2 separate regions of the Homo sapiens genome follow, and region 2 is linked to region 1. A link is a loop called in an ENCODE intact Hi-C map of the cell type or tissue named here. Cell type or tissue: endothelial cell of umbilical vein. All regions are shown on one strand. Each heading gives the region's core, and the rest is flanking DNA. Links, peaks and the distances in the headings are about the cores only. Region 1 has its middle 190 kb from the start of LINC03005. Region 2 has its middle 10 kb from the start of SOX4.

What was found. A loop is a pair of places that touch in the nucleus more often than their neighbours do. Peaks named below come from ENCODE experiments on the same cell type or tissue, not always from the same donor. Only the 100,000 strongest peaks of a DNase experiment are listed, where the experiment ranks them.
Region 2: it touches region 1 in a loop (4-fold over the local background); 9 of 110 quality-filtered maps call a loop at or near these places.

What each region holds. Positions count from the first base shown.
Region 1 is chr6:22,902,085-22,910,421 of GRCh38, forward strand. No RefSeq gene overlaps it. Among named protein-coding and RNA genes, the nearest start is that of LINC03005, 190 kb to the left of the region's middle. In endothelial cell of umbilical vein, for the core only: a CTCF peak has its summit at 4,234 (motif pointing left); DNase peaks (open chromatin) are centred at 2,607 and 4,197; H3K27ac peaks cover 198 bases.
Region 2 is chr6:21,600,037-21,608,373 of GRCh38, forward strand. It overlaps the pseudogene BOLA2P3. Among named protein-coding and RNA genes, the nearest start is that of SOX4, 10 kb to the left of the region's middle. In endothelial cell of umbilical vein, for the core only: no CTCF peak of the experiment used is centred there; DNase peaks (open chromatin) are centred at 1,595 and 3,555.

The DNA.
Region 1 (8,337 bases), core at 273-8,272:
TGAAGATTATTATGCTCTTTGTCACTATCTGAAGGTATAGATTACCACATCCTTGGCTCCCAATACGCATTAGTGAAGGTGAAGATGTTGACATAAAGGAACGACGATGGATTTGCCCAATGTCACCTAGTAAATTAACCAATGGAGAAAGGAGAGCAAAATACTGCTCCATTTTCAAACTCCATGGCAGAACTCAAACAAACTATACATCCCAACAGATGGAATATGCTTATGTATTCTTAAAACCTAAAATACATGTTTAAAAATAAAGGCCATTCTCTTACTTGTGTGCATTTTTTTAAACATTTTACTCTAAAGTGATTATAGGCATACATATTTTTGCTATTTTTTTTTAAAGAAATCTACAGAATCCAAGTATTTCAAACCTGCCAGGATTCCTTCCTCATTCATGTTGTTTGAGTGAACGATATTTTCCAAAATCCTGTCTGGTGATAAAATCTTATTAGAGAGAATAATAATAAATATACATTACAAATGAAATGTCCTCCGAACCCACACATATAAATACTTCCTTATCAATTTCCTCATAATTAAATAGTTAAGTTTTTGTATTCTATAAGTCATTGTGCTTGGAACTAAAGGTTTATTATTTATTTGTTTTTTTTTGAGATGAAGTTTCACTCTTGTTCCCTGGGCTGGAGTGTGATGGCCTGATCTCGGCTTACTGCAACCTCCGCCGCCTAGGTTCAAGAGATTCTCCTGCCTCAGCCTCCCAAGTAGCCAGGAATACAGGCACCCACCACCACACCCGGCTAATTTTTTATATTTTAAGTAGAGACAGGGTTTCACCATGTTGGCCAGGCTGGTCTCGAACTCCTGACCTTCAGGTGATCCACCCGCCTCAGCCTCCCAAAGTGCTGGGATTACAGGTGTGAGCCACCGTGCCCAGCCGGAACTAAAGTTATAACAAAATAATAGACATGTATTTGTCCCCAAAGTTCTTATAGTTTACTCGGTGAAATGGTATTTATTTATATCTTTAAAATTTTCCTTGCCGAAACACATGGTAACTTCTGGCACTCTCAGTTTCTTATATCGTCCAAATTCTTACTTGTAGAACAAGACACAACTGGCCAGCACAAGTTAAATGCCAAGTAAACAATATAGGAAATAAAGGCAAAACTGTACATTAAAAATAAAGTCACTTCTATAAAATTTCTTTCTTTTTTTTTTTTTTTGAGAGGGAGTATCTCTCTGTCGCCCAGGCTGGAGTGCAGTGGCGCGATCTCGGCTCACTGCAAACTCTGCCTCCTGGGTTCAGGCCATTTTCCTGCCTCAGCCTCCCGAGTAGCTGGGACTACAGGTGCATGCCACCACGCCCGGCTAATTTTTGTATTTTTAGTAGAGACAGGGTTTCACCATGTTGGCCAGAATGGTCTCAATCTCCTGACCTTGTGATCTGCCTGCCTCGGCCTCCCAAAGTGCTAGGATTACAGGTGTGAGCCACCACGCCCAGCCTGATCTCTCTCTCTTTCTTAGTGGGTTTTATGATTTTGCATTTACTTTCTTTTGTGAAATTTAGTTTAGTCATATTTCAAGACATTTTCATTCATTTTGGGATTGAGCTCCATCCTTTTAAATGGAAAGAGGGCTGGGTGGAATATGTAAAAGTGGGTGACCTTTATCCAGTGACGAAATTGAGAGAGAGATTTATGATCTCGAAACATATGTGTCTACATAGATGGCAAATCTCAGCATTTCCAGCCTCTGCCACTGCCTAATTTCCTTCTGCCACATTGTTTTGCGGCAGTGTTCAGTCATTGTCTTCCTCAGTATGTTTCAATTGACGGGAACATTTACAAATGAAATCCTTACTAAAGGTGAAGTAAAAGGATTTTCTCCTTTAAGATCTGAATTTAGGAACTGTCTTTCCCCATAACAGCTGATGACATCTCTTGTATCTAGGAACAGAAGGGAGAATCCATCTGTTGGCAGGAAGAGAAAAAAAGAATGTACACAAGGTAATGCACATTTGCAATTTATTCTAAACACCAGAGACAGGAAGTGTTGAGTTGAAGTCTCAAAGCTAAATGTCTAGGTGCAGTCTTTATTATTATATGCAATAGTCACATTTAGAGTGAACTTAAGATATGATGCTTTGAATAGCCACGTTTCTTCCCCTGAAATCATTTTTTAAAGTATAATCTATAATCTTAAAGATAGTGCCATGTTAGAAAAATTAAACTAGATATACAATGCACTTTAAAATGATCACTGCCATTTAGTTTGTTTCCACTATCATTTTAGATTATCTGATGCAGAGAGAAATCCATATTGAGATATGCCCTTTAACTTGGAGTCTCAGGATATTTTTCTTTATAATTTTGGTGCTTTAAAAATTATTGATTTTGTCTTAGGAGAAAACTATGTGCATACCAGGCCCACAAAATTGACTGAATCAGCAGAATAACCTGTCTGGCTTCTGTGTATTGCAAGTTCATCATTACCTAAAAAATGGGCTCTTGTGAGCTGCCTGGGTTGGATCATTTTAATGATGTGTTACAAAATATATCTGAGTGGTTATAAACAATCTCCCTTTTGTTTAAGAGAAAGAAAAAGAGCACAAGAGCAAGTAAAACGCTTCCTGTTGCAAAGTGGTGATCACTCTTAAAAACAATTCACATACTTTTTACAATGCTCCTCTTTGACTAACCACCCGCAGCCACACGAGCTCACAGCAGGGTGTGTATACGTGCATGCACGTGTGTCTATTTCCCAAAAATTTTTTGAATTTGTCGTATTTCACTATAGGTCTAAAAAATTAGGATTCTTTAAAATGGGTTTAACTTACATTTTAATGCTGAAAATACACAAATGACCTGAAAAGACTTTAAGGAATGGAAATCTTTGCCTTGTCAGGTTTGATGTAGTGAAAAAGGCCCTGAATTCCCAGTTCTTTAGTTTATAAGCTATCTATGGGAAAATTGTTTAATAGGTAACAATAGAACATCCCATATATGTGGTGGGGTTCATGTAAAGTGTGTCTGGCATATCACAGGTATTCTACAAGAGTGGTTGGTTGAATCTGACCGACATTTATTTTCACTAAGAGAATCGACATAACAGTTCAGAGGGTTTCTCATCATTTGGGGCTCAAACCAAACAAATCATTAAAACATACAGACGCACACACATAGATACACAGATGACCTTAAGAAGAAAACTAAAGCAAAGGGCTCAATTTTAATTTGAGGAAAAAAGACATTCAAGACATGATTCAAGTGAATCATTAGGACCTTTGAATATAGGTCTTATTTTATAAGATGTTCTAGCAGCATGGCACGATGGTCTGTACTCAGACTTAGTTTCTCTTGCTCAAAGCTCTCCTTGGAGTAAAGTAAACCAAGAGACTGAGGCGTAAGCTTTATCTTTCTCGTCCTACTCTCCAACATAGCACGACAGTGAGGTGGGTGGCAGGGGGGTTTAGTTAGCAGAAAAAAGCACACTTTTATTTGCCTTTATTTGAACTTCAACTCTGCTGGGAGTGAGCACAGCGTCCACATTTATAGAGAAGAGCCAGAGTAGAGTTTTATTGCTAACAGTTTTGCATTCCACCTGCTTTAATATAAATGGGAGAAGAAGGCACATGCTAACTTTCTTTTTCACATTCGTTGAAGTTTCTGTTGGATCCCACACTTTCTGAATAAGGATTATTTTGACATGAGGTCCAACCTGAAATTTCACAAAAAGTCATTAACTGTTTCTCCCTTTTATGAATGAGGCAGTCAAAATATCAGGATATGAAGGAGATTCTATTTATTTATTTGATGGAGATTCTATTTTTTGATGCCAAGAACTTTAGAGGATCCCTTTTCTGGAACCAACCTCAGCTAATTCTGGTGTCAAGACTTTGCCAGGATAAGACTTACTCAAGTACTTTCAATAAAGAAACTACATTTGAATAAAGTGAAACTTTATGAAACTACAGTTTCTTTATTTCCAGTCTGTGAATTAACTGAAAAGATTGTTGAAGATCATTCATGAAATCCTTTTTTCTAACACTCAGTGAGTCTATGGAAGTAGATGCCCTGAGGCAAAAATTGAAAAGAAAGGGCCCAATCTACACAGAAGAAACTCTGTGGAAACAGACCCTACCACTCTACCACCGTGCTGTACTTGATACACACCAAGAGTCTTACTGAGGTCACACCCTTCACCAGGAATTTGAAAAGCAGTTCAAATTCCAAAGAAAATTCATTCTAGAGCTCCCTCCAGAGGTCATGATAATCTCCACTGCTGCAGGAATTCTGGGGAAGAGGCGGGAAAACAACACACACACACACACACACACCCCACACATACATACCACACACAAATACTCCACACACACTACCCACACCCACACATCACACACACACACACACCCCACACACACAAACCACACACACACACCACACACACCACGGAGACACACACACTAGACACACCTCTGTGCTCTACCATCTCTTTCTTCATTCCATTGCCTCCCTCTACTACTCATAAAAATGGCAAAACCTCTCACACAACTGGACAGAGGGTCCCAGCTGGGCAACTATGCCCATAGGGCAGCTTGTTCCCATTGGCTCTCAGAAGCCTGTTGCTGTCAAAGGCAGCTGAGTACCTAATGTGTATTATTCAAACAAACAAACAAACAAACAAAAAGTGAAGCTCCTAGCAATTGTGGCTTTCAGAACAGAACTCCTCAAACTCTAATGCACTCAGGAATCACCAGGGGATCTTGTTAGAAAGCAGATTCTGATGCATTAAGTTTGGGGTGAAGTCTGAGATTCTACATTTCAATAAGCTCCCAGGTGAGACAGACACCAATGATACTCAGACCACAGTTTATCATGGTTCTGAGTATGAAGATCTCAGCACCACCTCTGGTAGACCTTTTAGAGCTGGGTTCTTGGGGGAGCTATCTAATATCAATACTGTACCCAACAGATCTTCCTAAGATGTTTTCACCAGGAGTTACTAGCTTTACTATGGGAAGCAAGTCTATGCAACAGCAAATGGATTTCTACTTTGAGATTTTTTTTTTTAACACAAGATTTGCTGTGCCTTGAGGAACAGAGAGCACTGGTCCCCTGAGTCTTTGCTGGCTAAGTCCTCATGTTATCCAAGGGTCCTTTGCTGATGTTAGAGCATTAAGTCTTTTGAGCAGTCCTGGCAATGTTTAAGCTAGACAATTGGCTGATGCAGCCATTACCTGACTTACCTGCCTCTTTTTCAGAGGGTAAGTTCACAGAGGATACCAGGGCAGGTGATTCCCAGGAAGACACTAATTCCATCCTCACTCCCTACACACACTTTTCACCCAGCAGGCTTTTTATATGGTGACTGTTTTCCTCAAGAACCACAGCATACAGTATCGATAACCAAAGTCAGTGGACTTGAAGCTCCAGTATCTTCTAGACCAAATGTCGACACAATCTCAGTGGAGGATAAGCAGCATCTTCCACTGATGTTAGCTCCTCTACCCTTAGTCTTTGTCAACTGCTGACTCCCAGGTCTCTCTTCCACATTCACTGAAGACTTGACTCCTGTTTTGTGGCTTTTATCTTCCATCTGTATTGATACCACCCCTCACACACTTCTCCACTCATACCACATCTTTGGTTCTTGCTGCTGTTTTCCATAACATTTTTTCAAATAGTCATCACTCTCTTGGAGTCCCGTAGGGCTAGGATTTTGTTAAAATTAATCTTAACAAAAATTCTAGTCTCTTATTTCACTGAGAATAGCATGCTTCCCAATCATTCTTCCAAATTAATATATCTGCATCATTTTGCACCTGTTTCTCTTGTCCTTACATCTTAGGATGAGTTCCTCCTCCCTGCAAGGCTAATAGCTACACTTGAACCCTGATGCCATCAACGTCTTCCACTGAGGCTCACCAGTTATCTGCTCTTTTACCTAAAACAATAATTCTCTCCTTTGCTCTCTCATCTGGCTTGTTTCCTTCAGCATATAAATATACTTGAAACCTCTTACAATTTTGCCATGATTTTTCCTTTCAATGATTATACATTTCCCTCCTTCCTTGAATAACAAAGTTCCTAGAAAGAGTAGTCAGAACTTGAGGCTTCCAAGTCTTTAATTCTCATTCCATTTCTCATCAAATGCAAGGTGGTTTCAGTATCCATTATCCTACAGAGCCTGATCTTGTCAAGATCCTCAAAGATCCTAGCTGCTTAGTACAATGAATGCTTTTAAGGTAATACTTTGATCTTTCTGAAATGTTAACAGTATAAGTTCTTTCTATATGTTTGAATCTCTTCACTGTCTTCTAGTTTATCACTTTTTCCTGAATTTTCTGTTCTGTCCCTGACCACCTCATTATTGTTTAATTTTATCTAATTGAGAACTTTATAACAGGCATCCCAGGCACTGTGGTGTGGTACAAATGGATCATAGTTGTGGTGGAGACTGTGTTGCTACAGAATTGACTATGGGTGGAGGGCAGCAGGAGTCCTCAGAGAGTTGACTCTGGTCTCACGTGTCATGCAAACTAATGTTCATTATCTGTGTGTGTCATAATTTTGTAAGTATTAGGAATCAATTTTTATTACATTGAGAGTTTGTTGGTTTTAGGGTCTGGGCTTAAGGTCTCTTTAATGTCTTCTTTTTTCTTCTCTTCTCAGGGAATCTCCCCTCCCAATTCTTTTTTTTTTTTTTTTTTTGGACAGGGTATTGCTTTGTTATCCAGGCTGGAGTTCTGTGGTGTGATCTTGGCTCACTGCAACCTCGGCCTCCCAGGCTCAAACGATCCTCCCACCTCAGCCTCCCAAGTAGCTGGGACCACAGTTGTGTACCAGCACACTCAACTAATTTTTGTATTTTTTGTGGAGACGAGGTTTTGCCATAATGCCAGGGCTGGTCTCAAACTCCTGGGCTTAAGAATCCTCCTGCCTCAGCCTCCCAAAGTGCTAGGATTACAGGCATGAGCCACCACAACTGGCCTCCCCACTCTGACATGTGAATGATTTCCATATCTAGTTCTGAGCCACATTCCAGATTTGCAGATCCAACTGCTTCTTTCCCCAAAACAACCTGCTGATTTCTGAGGCATCTTGGATTCTTCAAAATGTTTTGAACTGAGTTCATTATCTTTTCTACCCTAAATGGAACTTTTGACTAAGTCTGGCATATTGAGGAACGACCTAGTCTTCTAATCAGTTATCCAAACTGGAGACTGATGATCATCTTTTCTGATGTTTTATTTTTCCTCCCCATCTCATCTATTGGTCATTATATCCTGTTCTTTCCATCTCCTAATTACCTGTTGTATCTAACCCCATGCAAATCTTGATAGGTCAGTGTCTAACTTAAACATTCATTAACAATTCCCTACTGTCATTAGGAGCAAATTGAAAAACCTATTGATGACACACAAGGACTTTTTCAGTTTTGACCCCCATCAAGTCAGCTTTATTTCTTGTCATGTTCTTTCCCCCTATATCCACGTCCATTCCTTAAGCTCCAGCCATGTTCAACTTCTTGCAAGTTTCCTGATGTATTATGTTGTATAATTCTCACTTTTATTCTTCACAGGTTCTTTTTAACTTGACAAATTCATCTTTATTTTTCATGACTGATCTAAGCTGTTCTTCAACTTGGCTTTCTTGGCAAATCTTCTACAGCCTCCTTAGAATTTCACTTTGCCAAAGTAATTGACACTCTATATTGCAATTGTCCATTTATTCATGACTAAATGCAACTGTGAGAACTTTGGTGGCAGGTACCATGTCCAGTTCATCTATGTATCTCCTGCCTTTACCATGAAACCAAGGGTTACAGGCTGAACTGCATGCCCCGCAAAAGGCATGTTGAGTCCTAACCCCCTGTGACTCAAAATGTGATCTTATTTGGAAATAGGGTCTTTGCATATTTAAATGAGTTAAGATTGGCCGGGCACGGTGGCTCACGCCTGTAATCCCAGCACTTTGGGAGGCCGAGGCGGGCGGATCACGAGGTCAGGAGATCGAGACCATCCTGGCTAACACAGTGAAACCCAGTCTCTACTAAAAATACAAAAAATTAGCCAGGCATGGTGGCGGGTGCCTGTAGTCCCAGCTACTCTGGAGGCTGAGGCAGGAGAATGGCACGAACCCAAGAGGCGGAGCTTGCAGTGAGTAGAGATCGAGCCACTGTACTCCAGCCTGAGCAACAGAGTGAGACTCCATCTCAAAAAATAAACAAACAAACAAATAAATAAATGAGTTAAGATGTGGTCATTAAGCAGGGGACTCTAATCCAATATGACTGGATTATATTCCCCTTATACAAAGGGGAAATTTGGACACAGACATGCAGAGGGAAAACCTTTTGAAG
Region 2 (8,337 bases), core at 238-8,237, 1.3 Mb before region 1:
CTTTTAAAGCATATTTTTATTTCGGAGGGTTCTCCTGTTAGAACTGTTTCTTTTCCCTTGACTCTCTATGTAAAAGCAGATGTTTTAAATATTTCCTTTAAGAATTTTGATAACATTGGTTTAAAAATAAAAGCTGAAATGTGTGTGTCCTTCCTGTCAGGTGGTAAAGTAAGAAGCATTTTTGTACAATGTCTTTTTCTCTGAGTCTGTTTTCATTCGTAAGGGATACTTACTTGTTAGGTGGTACAAGGCATCCTAAACCTGCGAAACCAAACAGTTTAGTGTGATTTTTTTCTTACAGATAATTTGGATCAATAGAAAAGAGTAAGTTTCAGATTTTCTTTTAAGAATATCCAGCAATTGCTTCTGGCCCTGTGTTCCATCACAAATGTGAATCAGTGATACTTGCTTAAGCAAGTTTTGTCAATTCCTAGTTGAATTCCTTTAAGTGCCAAGAAAAAAAATAAAAAGCATGTAAGCTGAGAGGGTGGGCCCAGCTCCTGGGAAGGCTTTTAGGGTTTGTGTTTACCCTGCTTTTGAGGGTACTAGGGGAGCTAAGGGATTCTGAGGAAAGCAAGAAAGCAAAGGGTTAAATGGACATCAACATTTACCAAGGGTTTCCTGTGTTTGTAGGGTACACACAAATTAGAAGACATGGTCTGGGGAATACTATGGGTCAGAATGCTTAATCATGAATTTAAAACAAATTCAGGGATCCCAAGGAAGTATTTGAAAAGAGAGAAATGTTTAAAAAAAAATTTTTTTTTTTTAAGAATACAAACCCATCTGGCCGGGCGCGGTGGCTCACGCCTGTAATCCCAGCACTTTGGGAGGCCAAGGCGGGCGGATCACTTGAGGTCAGGAGTTTGAAACCAGCCTGGCCAATATAGCGAAACCTCCTCTCTACTAAAACTACAAAAATTAGTTGAGCGTAGTGGTGCACGCCTGTAATCCCAGCTACTCGGGAGGCTTAGGTAGGAGAATCTCTTGAAGCCGGGAGGCTGAGGTTGCAGTGAGCCAAAATCGCATCAGTGCACTCTAGCCTGGGTGACAGAGTGAGATTCTGTCTCAAAAACAAACAAAAAAATACAAACCCATCTACCCATTTGGATTTCTCAGAGTGTAAGGTTGGTATGCTTTATTTCTCTTTCTGGTGGTTTTTGTTTTGTGCCTCCTCCTGGCACCCCTCCTATTAAGGCCTACAAAATACCTCTCTAACCCATATTCACTAGGGTTTACTCCTACCCCTCTGATTCTTCCTGAAAAATGATATCTCCATACGCATTTCTCAATTTTCACTATCATTTGAAAGCTAAAGTGGAGGGGTGGGAAGAAAGCATCTCCAGACATCCGCATGGTGTTTCAGGCTCTGCCAAGTGTCTACCACCATTCCCCTGTGCCCAGGATAAAGTGCAGAATTCACATGCTGCTCTTCAAGGCCCTGCACAAAAGGGTTTTAAGCCCAACTTTCCAGTTCTTCCAAATTGCAGTATAACCAAACTGCTCTTTCCTGATAGACTGGAATTCTTGAAGGACAGAAACTAGGCATTGAATACTTCTTGCATTCCCCAGTTTGCTTTCCCTGCTTCTTTTCACATAATAAATGCTAAATTCTTATTTCTTGACTTTACATGGTTTCCATGGGTTCCTAAGAGCTTCCAACAGGCATTTGCATTTTATGCTGCTTGTGGTAAGCGCCAGCGCCGGATTGCATGAAAACCTGGATTAGAATGCTGCCTCTGAGACCAACAAGCTGGAGGACCTTGGACAGATTTCTCAGCCTTTTTAAGTTTCCGTGTTTTAAATCGTCATATAGAAAGAGAGCTATCTAATGTAGACAGCTGTGTTGGGAATAGAGTGCAGCGGCACGTGTGTGACATGTCGTAATGCCTGGCCTACCCCATGGGCTCGGTGAATGCTAGAACCTGACCTCATGGGTGGTTCTAAAAAGCTAATGTGTGTAAAGCCTAACACAGTGCCAGCAACACAGAAGATGCTTTAAATTCTAAAAATGGGGAGCAAAGCAGCGTGGCCGGGGTCCGAGCTGGGGTTCTGTCCCCACTGGGCTGTCGCCCCAGCTGGACTACCACCATGGAACTCAGGGCCGAATACCTCAGGGAGAAGCTGCAGCGGGACCTGGCGGCGGAGCATGTGGCGGTGGAGGACAACACGACCCTCAACCATTGCGCCTGTAGCTTCTGGCGGTGTCGGCCAAGTTCGAGGGGAAGCCGCTGCTTCAGAGACACCGCCTGGTGAACGCGTGCCTAGCAGAAGCGCTCCTGCGTATCCATGCCTTTGAACAGAAAACCCTAATCCCAGAGCAGTGGGCCCGTGAGCGGCAGAAATGAGGGACTGGGACCTGCACAGCCATTAAATTACAAATCTGGAAAAAAAAATTTCTAAAAATAAATCTCCTGAATCAATGTTTCTCAGTCTGCTACACGAATCCCCAGCATCAGAATTACCTGGAGATTCTTGTTAAGGGTAGCGATTATACAGATCGCCAGCCACCGTCAGACTGTGGGGATGGGGCCTTAATGAGCCCCCCATAGATTTCCAGTGCTCACTGAAGTTTGGAAATCAGTACCCTCACTGTATTTTAGCATATTCTCACAATAAGTATGCAGGCGAGGGATTATGACGCCCTCATTGTTTTAACATGGAGAAATTGAGTTGAGAATGGCCCAATGGCTGATCTGAGGTCACAAGATCAGAAGTGCCAGAAAGGGTATTGGAACTCTATCTCCTGAGCCCTAGAATCAGCCTAGAACTTATTTCTCTAAATAGATGTCTTCTCCATTTCTACCCAAGGCTTGGTCCCTTGGCAAAAATTGGCAGTCCCTGCACTTCCCTCAGCCCTCTGACTCCTATCCATTTTCTCAAGGATGCCCTTCCACCATCCTTGTTAAAAGTTTAAGTTTGGGCCGGGCGCCCGTCGCTGGTGCCTGTAATCCCAGCCCCTAGGGAGGCGAGGCAGGGGGATCACCTGAGGTCAGGAGTTTGAGACCAGCCTGACCAACATGGTGAAATCCCGTCTCCATTAAAAATACAAAAAAATTAGCTGAGTGTAGTGGCACATGCCTTTAATCCCAGCTACCCAGGAGGCTAAGGCAGGAGAATCGCTTGAACCTGGGAGACAGAAGTTGCAGTGAGCCAAGACTGTGCTATTGCACTCCAGCCTGGGCAACAAGAGTGAAAATCCATCTCAAAAAAAAAAAAAAAAGTGTAAGTTTAAGTAATTAGCCAAGTTAATGTGTGTGTGTGTGTGTGTGTGTGTGTGTGTATTCCAGTTAAACAAATGTGTGCTAAAAGATGAACCCAGGGACTGATTTTTGGTAGAAGTATCCAAGGCAGAGAACAGAAATAATATAAATATAGTGCCTGGAACTTCTGCTTTGTTGTTTAAAAGGCAGAGCTTCCAGCAAGTGAGAAAATTGGAAATTATTCAGAGCACACTCAGCCTTTATAGAGAGGGCTATCGTCTACCCATTATATCCTAATGAGATTGACCGTTGGCTACAGTTAACTTGAAGGGTTTTATGGTTTCCTGCATGTGTTGTTTTCCTTCTCTATGTTAAAAAGAAGAAAAAAAAAAACTCTCACATCACTAAACGGTATTTCCCAGGGGGATGTCTGACTAGGCTGCTGCATTTTGGTTTGGGCCTTAGTTAACAATGGACCTCTATGTGTGTATGTTTGTGGATACAGGTGATAATAAATTTAGCCCATTTTATTTTCTTTTGACAGTTTCAATTCAGGGCAGTTGGTTTATGGGGTACCGCCAAACAAGCCAGGCCTAAGTCAAGTCATGGCAGGAAGTTTCTTGTAGGGCCTTCCTTTACCCTGCAGATTTTTTGTTGAAGGACAAAGTTCTAAGTCATTTGTGGACCAATATACACAGCTGCTTTGCATCATACGTAAGACATTCTAAGGGTATTCCATTTGAGTGTTTTTTTTAAAGGGCAGGACATTAAGAAACAAATGAAATATCATTTACTTAGCCCACTTACTTCTTTAGATATTTTTCCAAATACATAATTCTTTGGATTAGTTTTTAAACACATAATGAATGTGCTATTTCCTGACATAACATGCAGTTGAAAGGCAAGTGAAAACACTATTATCCTTAGTAGGTAGGCTCTCTCCAGGCAGTGAATGCCCAGCAGTGTAGGGCGATGGTTGGCTAATACATGTGATGCATGTAACTGCTTTTATAAGAGCTAAGCAGAAGGAGCCTGTTGAATGATCAGTTAGCTCCCGTTGTATATGTGGTTAATTGTTACTTTCTTTCCTACCGGCCCCTGCCCTAACTTCCTCAGATCAACACCTAAAGCCTGTGAAAATAGTCTCTTCTGGAACCCCTGACCTTCAGTCTCTGCCCCTGCTTTCTCTCTTCCCATTCCCACACTTTCTATGTGGACCTTTTATCTCTCCTGTTTGCCAATCCCCCTCAGACTTTGAATAATTTATCTGAAGTTCCTGGGAAGTTGTGGGGCTGTCTGTAGTCTCAAAATACACTGCACTTTGTTCCTTCTCTAGGCCGAGGTAGGTCCAAAAGCCTGTCTTTGAAAGAGGTGGTACTAAGTACATTGAGGGATTTACTAACAGTTTTAATTTTTTGGATGAGCACCCAATGAATCCAAAAGCTGGAGGAAAGAAAAAATAAGGGGCAAAAGATGAAGGTGAATACTACTTTGTAATTCTGATATCTCCCAAAGAATGTCAAGTAAATTAAGGGAACACTGATTAAGATTTCCAGTTCCTATTGTTATAACAATGTATTTTATACATGTCTTTTCAAATACATGAGAGTTTTCCTTGAGTAGTTACTAGAAGTGGAAAGTGCTGGATCTTAGTCTTATAGACATAGGCTTTTGACAGTTTCCGTACCCTGGAGCTGGTTAGGCGTAAAGTGGTTTGAGGAGAGAAAAACTAGTGATATGTCTAAATGAACACAGGTTAAAAAGTAAACCAAACTTTGAAACAATCATTTTAACCCCCGGAGAAGGTGAATAGATTATTTTAATATGTAAGCAGATACATCTGCAAATCATACTGAGATGATTTTTCTATCCCAAGTGTCTGATAACATATATGAATAGAAAAGCGAACAATTACAGAAACAGCCTTGACACTGACATGGTGACAAAGTATGGGGATTTTAGTACTTCCGAAATAAACATCAGAACAGAGATCAACTCTCTTCGGTCTTTTTCTTCTTCCATTAGAACTCATCAGGCTGATTCCCATTTCTGCATTACTAGCCTTACTTTTTTTTTTGCTAGGCTCTGTGATGCAAGGAACAGAATCACTCAAGTAACCTGAAATCATGGGGCTTTATTACAAAGAGACACGGGGCTTTATTACAAAGAAACACAAGACTACAAGGGAACTGAAAATGTCATGGTAGTTCTGGGAGAAATAGTGTTCAAGATCCACGGCAGCTCTGGAGAGATTAAGTGGTTACCAATTTAGCATTAAGATTATGCAGATAATTAATATTGCTCAGGTATTCTCTTAGTATTCCTGTGTGTGTTGATTTTCTCCCAATACCAAATCTTGCTTCTGTTCTCCATATTTTGTCCTTCATATTCCCTTTTAAGACAGCTCTGGGCCGGGCACGGTGGCTCAGGCCTGTAATCCCAGCACTTTGGGAGGCCTTGGTGGGCGGATCACTTGAGGTCAGGAGTTCAAGATCAGCCTGGTCAACATGGTGAAACCCCGTCTCTATTAAAAATACAAAAATTGTTGGGAGGCCGAGGCGGGTGGATCACGAGGTAAGGAGATTGACACCATCCTGGCTAACACGGTGAAACCCCGTCTCTACTAAAAATACAAAAAAATTAGCCGGGCGTGGTGGCGGCCGCCTTTAGTCCCAGCTACTCAGGAGGCTGAGGCAGGACAATGGTGGTGAACCCAGGAGGCAGAGCTTGCAGTGAGCTGAGATCGCGCCACTGCACTCCAGGCTGGGCGACAGAGCAAGACTCCGTCTCAAAAAAAAAAAAAAAAATTGGCCGGGCACTGTGGCTCATGCCTATAATCTCAGCACTTTGGGAGGTCAAGGTGGGCATATCACGAGATCAAGAGATCGAGACCATCCTGGCCAACATGGTGAAACCCCATCTCTACTAAAAATACAAAAATTAGCTGGACGTGCTGGCACAAGCCTGTAGTCCCAGCTACTCGGGAGACTGAGGCAGAAGAATCACTTGAACCCGGGAGACGGAGGTTGCAGTGAGCCAAGATGGTGCCACTGCACTCTAGCCTGGCAACAGAGTGAGACTTCGTCTCAAAAAAAAAAAAAAAAAATTTGCTGGGCATGGTGGCATGCACTTGTAATCCCAGCTACTCTGGAGGCTGAGGTAGGAGAATCGCTTGAACCCGGGAGGTGAAGTTGCAGTGAGTCGAGACGGTAACCACTGCACTCCAGCCTGGGTGACAGAGCAAGACTACATCTTAAAAAAAAAAAAGACAGCTCTGCATGGCAGTTATTTCATCAATTACTTACCAAGCAATGAAACGGCTGCTTTGGGGTTGTGTGCCTACTTTTGGACAAATCACTTATTAATGTATTATATTCTTCACTCTCCCATCCCTCTTTGTTTTGCTTTTGTTCCTAGGGTCTCATGGCCCTCATACGTCCTCTTATATTTTTTCTTTGATCTTCATATACTAAGGGAGGGTGAACCCCAGGCTTCATGGAACATCCACCCTTCCTCCTCTACCATCCACAATATCCTCATTTCAAACAGACTGGCTTGGCTTTTATCTATTTAAAATTCTAACCTTTTCCCTATAGCTCGAATTTTGGCACTCAGGCCTAGAGATATAAAGAGTAGAGATTAAATATGCCACATTCTAAAGGGAAGCCAGGTGATGCCCTTACCCCAGTAATCCAGAGCAGAAAGGATCCTACCATAGTCAGTATTCCCCTCCTCAACACGGCTCCTCCAGTCCAAATAAGCACAGGATTGGAAAAAGGGAAGGAAGAGAGCCAAGGAGTCCTGAAACATCCTCGAGGGGAACCCAGTGCTTCCTCACCCCATTCCAAAACCAAGTGACGGGAAAGTTCCAAAGGATTCTCCAGGAGAATAATTCATAAGAGAGTGGGGTGTCTGCAGGAAGGGAAGACTGGCATTTTATTTGTAGTCCGTCATCTGCTTAACCAGCTGAGTTGTTCTACCAGAGAGAGAGGGGGTCGGGAATGTGCAGATGGGCTGGAGAGGATTGTTGACTATCTGCTTTCTACCATTCGACACAGCAAGGATATGCATCTCCATGGGTCAAGTACATGGAAGCAGGAATTGATGAATCAAGAAGGTTGTGGGGAGTACTGTGGTGAGCGGGAATTAGAGTGGTATAGAAGAATTCTGTCTGGAGTTTTCCAAGGCAGAATGGACTTGGAGGAAAGAAGGACCCACCTATGCGCTCTTGGGAAAACCAGCATTTGGATGCCCACTTTTAAAAAGGCCCATCAATGGCCAGTAGGTGTTAGCTGGAGAATCAGCTCACAGCGACAGCCACAGGCCTCTAACGGTGACTGGTTAAGTAGAGGGATACTTGTATTTTTCCCTGTCCTGCATCCTTTCCCCAACACACTAGAGGAGCTAGGCTTTGAAGTAAGAGGGGAGAAAGTATCTTCCTACTCCAAGCAACTCAAGTTGACTCAGAAGTAGAAGAGAGTGACTTAATTATTCATTTCGAGACAGGGCCCCTCTCTGATCCCCAGGCTGGAGTGCAGTGGCACAATCACAGCTCAGTACAGCCTCAACTTCTTGAGCTCAGTCGATCCTCCCACCTCAGCCTCCCAAGTAGCTGGGACTACAGGCATGTGCCAACACATCTAATTTTTGTCTTTTTTGTAGAGAAGGCAGCCATGTTGCCCAGGCTGGTCTCGAACTCCTGAGCTCCAGCAGTCCTCCCACCTGGGCCTCTCAAAATGTTGGGATTACAGGTATGAGCCACTGTGCCAGGCAAGATGAGATTTAAGTCAGGTTTGAGGGTAAATTTTAAAACCGGATTAACATTAAAAAAATAATTAAAGGAGGCTGGGCACGGTGGCTCATGCTTGTAATCCCAGCACTTTGGGAGGCCGAGGTGGGCAAATCACCGGAGGTGGGGAGTTCGAGACCAGCCTGACCAACAGAGAAACCCCGTCTCTACTAAAAATACAAAATTAGCTGGGCATGGTGGCGCATGCCTGTAATCCCAGCTACTCAGGAGGCTGAGGCAAGAGAATTGCTTGAACCCAGGAGGCAGAGGTTACGGTGAGCCGAGATCGAGCCATTGCACTCCAGTCCGGGCAACAAAAGCCAAACTCCGTCTCTAAAATAAAAT